Regions from separate parts of the Homo sapiens genome. Here region 1 is linked to region 2. A link is an interaction called in ENCODE POLR2A ChIA-PET data of the cell type or tissue named here. Cell type or tissue: MCF 10A. All regions are shown on one strand. Links, peaks and the distances in the headings refer to the core of each region. The heading gives the core; the rest is flanking DNA. Region 1 overlaps ITGB4 (integrin subunit beta 4). Region 2 overlaps SAP30BP (SAP30 binding protein).

What was found. ChIA-PET counts read pairs that join two places held together with the same protein. Peaks named below come from ENCODE experiments on the same cell type or tissue, not always from the same donor. Only the 100,000 strongest peaks of a DNase experiment are listed, where the experiment ranks them.
Region 1: POLR2A ChIA-PET joins it to region 2 with 20 read pairs; 25 of 35 experiments call an interaction of 5 or more read pairs at or near these places.

What each region holds. Positions count from the first base shown.
Region 1 is chr17:75,744,991-75,750,365 of GRCh38, reverse strand. ITGB4 (integrin subunit beta 4) reads right to left here. Exons shown (of 40, transcript NM_000213.5): 27 at 1,321-1,525; 28 at 98-255. Among named protein-coding and RNA genes, the nearest start is that of GALK1, 18 kb to the left of the region's middle. In MCF 10A, for the core only: CTCF peaks have their summits at 303 (motif pointing right) and 2,376 (motif pointing right); DNase peaks (open chromatin) are centred at 325 and 2,385.
Region 2 is chr17:75,677,687-75,683,061 of GRCh38, reverse strand. All of the region lies in intron 3 of SAP30BP (SAP30 binding protein), which reads right to left. Among named protein-coding and RNA genes, the nearest start is that of SAP30BP-AS1, 4.4 kb to the left of the region's middle. In MCF 10A, for the core only: a CTCF peak has its summit at 3,272 (motif pointing left); DNase peaks (open chromatin) are centred at 1,581 and 3,041.

The DNA.
Region 1 (5,375 bases), core at 121-5,120, 67 kb before region 2:
TCTCAGGGGGCCCTGGCCTTGGACGGCCCACCTCTTCTGTGAGTGCTGGTGCCAGACCGCCCATCCACCTGTCGTGACCCTCAGCCCCCCGCCTTACCCTGTACCCCATTGGCTTGCCAGAAGGGGGCAGCCAGTTGAAATGGATCTTCCTGGACCCAGCGGCCTTAGCATTGGGGTTCTGCGGGGCGCCCAGGTCGCCGTGAGGGGGTGGCTGTGATGACAACATCTGACTCGTGAAGCTCCGGTCCAGTTCATCTAACGGGTCAGGTTGGGGCCGGGCAACCACTCAGATCCCCCTTCACCACCAGGGGGCGCCAGAGACCCACTTCAACACCCAGGGCGCTCTACCCAGCGCATTCAACTCAGACCTGCCCACCCGCGTCTCTGGAGACCTGGTGGTGCCCCATTGCTGCCACATAGAGCATCCTGCCAAGCTTGGCGGAGGACCCAGGAGGGTCTCTGGAGGAACAGAAGCGGGAGGGAGTTGGTCTGCCCCTTTCTCCCTTGGCAGCTCAGGGAACATTCCACATGAGAACATTTGCTCCCCACCCCATCTCCACACTGTACCCTGAGTATCTCCCTCCTCTCCCATCTTCCTGGCAGGCTTTCTCCCAGTTGGGAGGCTGAGGGCTGATAGGAACTAACTGGCCCACTCCTTCCTTCCACAAGCATCTGCATGTTAGTTGGAATTGAGGCTGAAGCCAAAGGGCCAGGGTCTGATGGGAGAATTCCTATTGTGTGGTGACAACAGCCTCTCTAGCTGTAGGGTTGCCAGATAAAATGCAGGATGCCTAGTTACATTTGAATTTCAGATAAACAACAAGATTATTTTTTCTTGGGGGACAGGATCTCATTCCATGGCCCAGGTGCTGTGCAGTGGTGCGATCACAGCTTGCTGCGGCCCAGACCCCCTGGGCTCAAGTGATCCTCCCACCTCAGTCTCCGGAATAGCTGGGACTGCAGGTGCACACCACTATGCCAAGCTAATTTGTTTATTTTTTGTAGAGACGAGGTCTCACTATGTTGCCCAGGCTGGTCTAGAACTCCTGGGCTCAAGTGATCCTCCCACCTTGGCCTCCCAAAATGCTGGGATTACAGGTGTGAGCCAGTATACCCAGCCCATTTTGCAAAAAAAAGGATAAGTATGTTCCAAATATTGCATGGGACATACTTATCCTACCAACGTGTATGTTGTTTACCTGAAATTCAGATTTACCTGGGCGTCCTGTGTTTGGATTTGCTAAGTCTGACAGACCTAGTTGAGAGACCCCCCAGTCTTCCCTCTCCTCCTGCTTAAGCCGACCCCCAGGCTCTGCCTACCTGGGTCCCTGATGATGATGGTGGTGGAGTGGGGCTGGCCCAGGTGGGCCCCAAACTTAGGGTTGCTGAGCTGGACGTGGAAACGGCGGACCTGGCGGCCCCGCAGGAGGGAGTCAACTTCTTGCAGCTCCAGGAGCTTCACCTGCAGCTCTTTCCAGGCCTCCCCAGGCTGGAACAGCAGCTCACCCTCCACGGGGATGTAGTCCTGGGAGTGGAGGGGGTCAGGGTCAGGGTCATGGCTGGGGGCTGAGGCAAGAGTCATGGCCACACGCTCCCTCCCAACCTCATGGACACTGCAGAGACCATCCCTGCTTGCTGGGTGGAGTACTTACACGAGGTTCAGGTTTTTGTGTTTTTTTTGTTTGTTTTTTTTTTTGAGGCGTAATCTCACTCTGTCACCTAGGCTGGAGTGCAGTGGCATGATCTCGGCTTACTGCAACCTCCACCTTCCAGGTTCAAATGATTCTCACACCTCATCTTCCTGAGTAGCTGGGATTACAGGCACCTGCCACCACGCCTAGCTAATTTTTGTATTTTTAGTAGAGATGGGGTTTCACTATGTTGGCCAGGCTGGTCTCGAACTCCTGACTTCAAGTGATCCTCCCACCTTGGCCTCCCAAAGTGCTGGGATTACAGACATGAGCCACCATGCCCAGCCACGTTTCTGTTTGTTTGTTTGTTTTTGAGACAGGGTCTCACTCTGTCACCCAGGCTGGAGTGTAGGGGCACAATCACAGCTCACTGAAGCCTTGACCTCCTGGGCTCAGGCCATCCTTCCCCTCAGCCGCCTGAGTAGCTGGGACTACAGGCGTGCACCACACCTGGCTATTTTTTTTTTTTTTTTTTTTGTAGAGGCACGGTTACCCTATGTTGCCTAGGCTGGTCTTGAACTCCCGGCCTCAAGCGATCCGCCCACCTTGGCCTCCCAAAGTGCTGGGATTACAGGCGTGAGCCACCCATCTTCCTTTCAGTGCCGTGGAGCATGCCTGAGCTTTCCAGGATAAGAACTGGGAGGAAAAAGAAAATCCTTCACATAGAAGACCACTAGGTGGCACTTCAGGGCAAGATTTCAATTCCAGGCGCAGCAGCCAGGGCGATGGCTGGGGAGGCAACCTCATGCCACCCAACTCAGAAAGTGAGACCCATAGTTGTAAAACAAACAAACAAAAAACAAACCAGGGAGCTGCCTGCAAGCAACCTACATGGATACTTCAAAAACGTCAGTGTCATTAGCCCGGCATGGTGGCCGGTGCCTGTAATCCCAGCTACTCGGGAGGCTAAGGCAGGAGAATTGCTTGAACCCGGGAGGCAGAGGTTGCAGTGAGGCACTGTACTCCAGCCTGGGTGACAGAGCGAGACCTTGTCTTAACAAAAGTCAGTGTCACGGAAGACAAAGCCAGGAAACTTTTCTAGATTAAAGGAGTCAAGACACGTGACAAAAGTCAATGCCAAATCCTTGATTAGTTCCTGCATTGGGGGGAAAAACGCTATAAAGGACATTATTGGGACATCCGAACAAGGGGACATTGGAATATGGACCTATTTTATTTTATTTTATATATTTTTTGGGATGGAGTTTTGCTCTTTTGCCCAGACTGGAGTGAAGTGGCGCAATCTTGGCTCACTGCAACCTCCACCCACTGGGTTCAAATGATTCTCCTGCCTCAGCCTCCCTAGTAGCTGAGATTACAGGCGTGTGCCACCATGCCCGGCTAATTTTTGTATTTTTAGTAGAGATGGGGTTTCTCCATGTTGGTCAGGCTGGTGTCAAACTCCTGACTTCAGGTGATCCACCTGCCTCAGCCTCCCAAAGTGCTGGGATTACAGGTGTGAGCCACCACGCCTGGCTGGAATATGGACTAATTTTAGGTACTAGTATAATCAATGTGAAGATACAGATGTCCACATCTCTATTTATATTTCTATGTTGCTATCTATATAGAAAGAGAGAGAAAGCAAATATTAGCAATCGGTGAATCTATGTAAAGGGTAAATGGGTGCTAGTTTTACTGTTCCTTCCATTTTTCTGTAAGTTGAAGTTTTTAAAAATAAAAAGGTGAGAAATTAAAATGTTTTAAAAAACAAATATCAAAGCTTTTTTTTTTTTTTTTTTTTTGAGACAGGGGTTTCACTCTGTCACCCAGGCTGGAGTGCAGTGGCACTATCTCGGCTAACTGCAACCTCCACCTACTGGGCTCTACCTCAGCCTCCCGAGTAGCTGGGACCACAGGTGCACACCACAACACCCAGATAATTTTCTGTATTTTTGGTACAGACAGGGTTTCGCCATGTTGGCCAGGCTGGTCTTGAACTCCTGATCTCAAGCGATCTGCCCGCCCTGGCCTCCCAAAGTGCTGGGATTACAGGCATGAGCCACTGTACCCAGCCTCAAAGCATCTTTATACAAGTGTAACAGGGTAGCCAGAAGGCAAGGCAAAAGGATCATGTTATCCTAGGAGTTTGAGACCAGCCTGGGCAACATGGCGAAACCCTATCTCTACTAAAAATATAAAATGGCCGGGCGCGGTGGCTGATGCCTGTAATCCCAGCACTTTGGGAGGCTGAGGTGGGCGGATCACGAGGTCAGGAGTTCGAGACCAGCCTGACCAACATGGTGAAACCCCGTCTCTACTAAAAATACAAAATTTAGCTGGGTGTGGTGGTGCGCACCTGTAGTCCCTGTTACTTGGGAGGCTGAGGCAGGAGAATCGCTTGAACCCTGGAGGTGGAGGTTGCAGTAAGCTGAGATCGCGCCAGCCTGGGCAACAGAGTGAGACTCCGTCTCAAAGAAAAAAAAATACAAAATTAGCCGTGCGGTGGTGGACATCTGTAGTCCCAGCTACTTGGGAGGTTGAGGTTGAAGGACTGCTTGAGCCCAGGAGTTCAAGATTGCAGAGAGCTAGGACTGTGCCCCTGTACTCCACCCTGGACTAGAGGGAGACCTTGTCTCTTAAAAGAAAAAAATTATTCTTTGGAATTTTTATGGGGGGACATTGGAAAAATAATGAGAACAGTTCCTGTCAATAAAAAGAAGTAAATAAAATTAGGATGTGGCCAGGCAGCCCGGGCCTGCTGACTACGCGCTCCCCTATGTTTGCTGAATGGGCCTGTGGGCCCAGGGAGGCGAGACTTTATTACTTTTGAGATAATTTTTTTTTTCTTTTTTCGAGACAGAGTCTCACTCTGTCGCTCAAGCTGTAGTGCAGTGGCATGATCTCGGTTCACTGCAGCCTCCACCTCCTGGTTTCCAGCAATTCTCCTGCCTCGGCCTCCCGGGTAGCTGGGATTAGAGGCACGTGTCACCATGCCCAGCTAATTTTTGTATTTTTAGTAGAGACAGGGTTTCACCATGTTGGCCAGGCTGGTCTCGAACTCGTGACCTCAGGCGATCCACCTGCCTTGGCCTCCCACAGTGCTAGGATTACAGGCATACGCCACCTCGCCTGGCCTTTATTATTATTATTATTTTTTTAAAATAGAGACAGGGTCTTACTATGTTGCCCAAGCTGGCCTGCAACTCCTGGGCTCAAGTGATCCTCCCACTGTGCCCTCCCACAGTGTTGGGATTACATGCATGAGCTACTGCACTGAGCCAGGTTTTGTTTCTTTGTTTTTTTGTTTGATTTTTAAAAAATTAATTATTATTATTTTTTTAGACAGGGTCTTACTCTGTTGCCTAGGCTGAAGTACAGTGGCATGAACATGGCTCACTGTAGCCTCAACCTCCTGGCCTCAAGTGATCTTCCTGCCTCAGCCTTCCAAGTAGCTGGGTCCACAAGTATGCACTACCATGCCCAGCTAATGTTTAAATTATATGTATAGACATGGTCTCACCACGTTGCCTAGGCTGGTCTTGAACTCCTGGGTTTAAGTGATTCTCCCACCTTAGCCTCCCAAAGTGCTGGGATTACAGGTGTGAGCCACCATGCCCCGCCTTTGTTTTTAATTATGGATTTGTTGCCAACATTTAAAAACTAGAAAGGCCAGGTGCACTGGCTTACACCTGTAATCCCTGCACTTTGGGAAGCCGAGGTGGGCGGATCACTTGAGATCAG
Region 2 (5,375 bases), core at 210-5,209:
AAAAAAATAAATAAATAAATAAATAAAATAAATTTTTCTTACAGCAGCTTTATTGAGATATAACTCCTATACCATACAATTCTTTTTTTTTTTTTTTTTTGAGACGAAGTCTCACCGTGTCACCAGGCTAGAGTGCAGTGGCGTGATCTCAGCTCACCGCAACCTCCGACTCCCTGCTTCAAGTGATTCTCCTGCCTCAGCCTCCTGAGTAGCTGGGATTACAGGCACGTGCCACCATGTCTGGCTAATTTTTGTATTTTTAGTAGAGATGGGGGTTTCACTATGTTGGCCAGGATGGTCTTGATATCCTGACCTCGTGATTCGCCCGCCTTGGCCTCCCAAAGTGCTGGGATTACAGGCATGAGCCACTGCGCCCAGCCTCATATGCCATACAATTCTTCAGTGTTTGTTTTTAACTGTTCATTTGTGTCATATTGCTATTATAATTATACAGTACAGCAACATTGAAAATGTTTATATATAGATAGAGACAAAGCTGGATGCAAAACATATGTTATTATAGGCAAACATAAAAGAAGAATAAAAATGGCTGTATGAGGCCGGGTGCAGTGGCTTGCACCCGTAATCCCAGCTCACGCTTGTAATCCCAGCACTTTGGGAGGCCGAGGCAGGTGTATCACCTGAGGTCAGGAGTTCAAGACCAGCCTGACCAACATGGAGAAACCCCATCTCTACTGAAAAATACAAAATTAGCCGGGTGTGGTGGTGCACACCTGTAATCCCAGCTACTCGAGAGGCTGAGGCAGGAGAATCGCTTGAACCAAGGAGGTGGAGACTGCAGTGAGCTGAGATCACGCCACTGCACTCCAGCCTGGGCAACAAGAGTGAAACTCCGTCTCAAAAAAAAAAAAATGGTCGTATGGTTAGCATCATGAGATTAGGTGATTTTTTTTCCTTTTGCAAAATACTCAATCTTGCTACAATAATTTGACAAAAATAAAAATAAACACAATATAAAAACATTTTATATTTTTATAAAAAAATAACTCTGTCCATTAAAAAAAAAGTCCAAGCTTAAGCTCTGAGAGCTCAAGTTTGCTCTTTCGTTCTGCAGAGTAATTCTCAGTTGTCAGGGCTCGCCAGCAGCGCATCAACAAAGGCACACAAACAACCTGTTTGCAATGCTGCAAAAGGACTCGGGGCTCCTATCTCATACCACATCACATACCCTCCTAAATATCCTTCAATATCAGGAGGAATGCAACCCTTTGCTGCTTGTTTATGAAAAGCCACAGCATCTTCCTTTCAGATCCCAGAGTCTTGGAAGGGCAGCGAATATACCAGGAGCCCAGATGGGAAACACTTGTGCTCTGCAGCAATCCTGCAGAAGCTGCCCGTGTTCTGGGTCTGTGTTCAATAAAAAGAATATAAGATTTCAACCTGCAGTGCTGCCTGCATGCAATTGCTGGCAGGCTCCTCAAAGTTCTTCCTATAATCAGCAGTCAACAACAAATTCCTGGGAGATTAGCCCCTTAGGCAGTTTTCAGATATTTGATTCTGGTACTTCAAAAGATCAGGAGTAATGCAAGGACAGTGGGAAGGAGTTGAGAGGAGAGTGGGTGAGGGAATTACCGAGTCAGCTCTGCCCAATACAAATCCTCATCTAGACTGTGAGTCAGTAACTCCCGTCAACTGGGAGACCTGGTCTTCTTCAGGATGGGTATGAATAGCCACTGAGGCAGAGAACCACTCACCCGGCTGGGCCTCCAGAGGAGGCTAAGTGAGGACTTGTCAAGGCCCCCACTCTGGAACTCTTAAGACAATCTACTGCCACAGTTCCCAGACTACTACCTGGGGTAACCCAGCAAACTCACAAAGGTGCCACAGGATATTTAACAAAACTGTTACAGGAAACACAGCCTTACTCCACATGTCACATACCACACACACTTACACATATTATTTTTTTAAGCAGCTACTGAATTGTGAGGACAGTAATACTTAGTGTCTGAAGCTAATGACATAAGAAACAGAACCATTCGTTAGGCATTTTTTCTTCTTTTTTTCAGACAGGGTCTTGGTTTGCTGCCCAGGCTGGAGTGCAGTGGTACAGATCTCGGCTCACAGCAACCTCTGCCTCCCAGGATCAAATGATCCTCCCATCTCAGCCTCCCAAGTACCTGGGACTACAGGCACACACTACCATGCCTGGCTAACTTTTGTAGTTTCTGTAGAGACGGGTTTCACCATGTTGCCCAGGCTGGTCTCAAACTCCTGTGCTCAAGCAATTCTCCTGCCTCGGGCATCCCCAAGTGCTGGGATTACAGGCTTGAGCTACCACACTCAGCCATTAGGCATTTCTTTTTGTTCCAGAGGTCTGTGAAAAACTATGGAGACATGAAGGGCAGTGAGCCGAGAAATCGTGGCGCCTTCTAACCTACAGGATAAGGGCGTATAATCAGACTTAGTTACACTGAAAAGGCCAAGCACTGCTAACAAGTGCATTGTATACTGCGAAAAGCACCTTCATGTACATTCTCTCACGCCGCAGTCACAACCACCTTGCAAAGGGGGTCTCACGGCCCTGACTGCCCAAATGGAGCCGAGTGAAGCTTAAGTTACAGGCCTGTGGTTCCACAGCCAGAGGGAAGCCAGGCCAGGGCACAACCCAGGTCTTCGGACCACAAGTCCACCAGACCGGCTCTAAATTGTTTGTGAGCTCCACATTTTAGTACTACTTTAGGGATCTTAGAATTTTAAAAATGTCTTCTCTTAACTGGGGTTATACACGCCTTTTTAAAAAATGCCAGAACAATTCCCCCCAACCCCCACCTGATGCCACCTCCTTGACCCAGAAGACGGAATTTTGTTTTCACAGATGTACACTCCTGGGCTGGGAGGATTCTTTTCCTAGATCAGAGCGTGAGATCTAGATCTTTTCCTAGATCAGCACCTCAGGGAGGCCGGCGATCCCAGTCCCTCCCAGTCAGCTGGCAATAGGCTGCTCCATCTTTCTTGCTCCAGGCTCTCAACCCCCATGTTTGTTTTCAAAGGAAGGGTGTGTCAGGGACAGTGAGTGAATGGAAACAGCTTCATCCACAGGAACTGTAGGAGTGGAGAAAAAAATAAACAAGGGAAACCGTCCAGAGCAAACGAGGTAAAAATGGACAAAGGAGAGTGGCGAAAGGGATGTTCGGGTGCCAAAGGTAAACAGGGGGAGGAAGCACTTCAGCCACCAGGCACTCCTTTCCCGGAGTGAGGTGCTGGCCCCAGGACTGTCACGTCTGCTCTTTTTCCAGAACAGCAGTGCCACCTCCTGTTAATTTGCTGCTTACCGAAGAGACAAGATCAGAAACTTGAAGTTAGAGACGAAAAAATAATGGAACACAGGAAACAAAGCTTGTTTCCTATGCAACGCCCAGCCTCCTTCTCCAATCTCCTGTTCGCTAGTTTGGGGCAAACTCAGCACCTGCAGAGCCCAATCCCTGCTGCCCCAACCTAAAGGACAGGACCAAGTCTCTCTGCCCAGGTGGGCCAGAGTTAGTTCTTACTCACGCTCCCAAACATGGGACTCTGTGCTCACAGGTAACCCCAAACATCAGAGCAATAAAAACCAGGGCAATTCCAGTCTGTGCATATTTTAAAGTCATCAGATAACAAAGTTAGAGAATACTCAACTTTGCTTATGTATAATGCCCAAGTCCTTTCCTAGGGGGTTCCCAGGGAACTCCCTGGAGTTTAATCCAACCTCTACCAACAGATTTTATGATGTTGATGACAAGTCGTTTCTTACAACTTGCCTGAAGGCCGGGCATGGTGGTTCACACCTGTAATCCCAGCACTTTGGGAGGCCGAGGCAGGCAGATCACGAGGTCAGGAGATCGAGACCATCCTGGCTAACATGGTGAAACCCTGTCTCTACTAAAAATACAAAAAATTAGCCAGGTGTGGTGGCGGGCGCCTGTAGTCCCAGGTACTACTCGGGAGGCTGAGGCAGGAGAATGGCGTGAACCTGGGAGGCGGAGCTTGCAGTGAGCTGAGATGGAGCCACTGCACTCCAGCCTGGGCGACAGAACGAGACTCCGTCTCAAAAAAAAAAAAAAAAAAAACTTGCCTGAAAAACCTCTAGAAACAGGGAGCTCACTACCTTATGAAACAGCTCAACCCACTTGTGGCCGGAGATCACAAAAGGTCCTTCGTTATATGAAGGTAAACTTCTGTGGAATTCTGCGCGCGGCTTCAGGTCTGCCTCAGGCTGCCTTAGCCTTTCCCTCAGCAGACCTTCAAACACCAGAGCGCAACCCCGGCTCTTCCCGAGTCTTCTGTCTTCCAGCTCTACCTTTCCCTCAGGTGATGTGCTTTTGAGTCCCCTCACCTTTATGACTGCTCTTCTGAGAGCACTCCAGTTTAAAACATGGAATCTGCTCTTCCAAAACCGGCCGACAACATGGTATGACCAGCCTGGGAAGTGTGCACAGGTGGAACTGGAAGTGATGGTCAGTTCAGCCAATGCTACTGAACAAACACACACCAGACATACTGAGTCGAGTACAGCCGGCCCTCTGGATCTGTGGTTCTGAATCCATGGCCAGAACTCACCTCCAATTGTGTGTGTGTGTGTGTGTGTGTGTGTGTGTTTTAAATTGTGTCTGTGTTGAACGTGTCAGACTTTTTTGCTTGTCATTATTCCCTAAACAACACAGTCTAACAACTAGTTACACAGCCATTTACATTGTATCAAGTATCATAAGATGATTTAAAGTATCCAGAAGGATTCCCAAGGCTAAATGCAAATGCTACACCATTTTATATCAGAACCTTGAGCATCTGAGGAGGGGGTCCTGGGATCCCCACAGATAGTGAGGGACAACTGCATTTTATTTTTACTTAGTTGAACCTTAAAATAAATGAGACAGATTTTATTATGATGATTATTTTCGCGATGAGAAAAACTGAGGTTAAAGGACTTCCCCAAGAAAACCCCAGTCTCATTCCAGAGCTTGAACTCCTCCCCACCATGCCAGGGCTGAATCATCTTACTCTGAATACTAACCCACCCTCAACATGGCTCAAGACCCCATAAGGCTAACAACTTAACGGACATTTTCAGAGCAATAAAAACAGTTCTCAAACAACTACTGAATCACTGACCCATGATTTCTGTTTTAGAATAATAGTAGTTTTTCTAAGGGGTCTGCAAAGTCAAAACCGTTTTAAGTCATTGTCTTTTTCATCGTGTTGACCTTTGCACAAGCAATGGTGGGTAAACTGCTAGCCTTTAGAACAAATTGAGGTGGCAGCACCAAACTGTAGCCGTTTGATTTAAAAAAAAAAAAAAAAAAAAAGGGCTGGGTGTAATCCCATGGGATTCCCATGCCTGTAATCCCAGCACTATGGAAGGCTGAGGTGGGTGG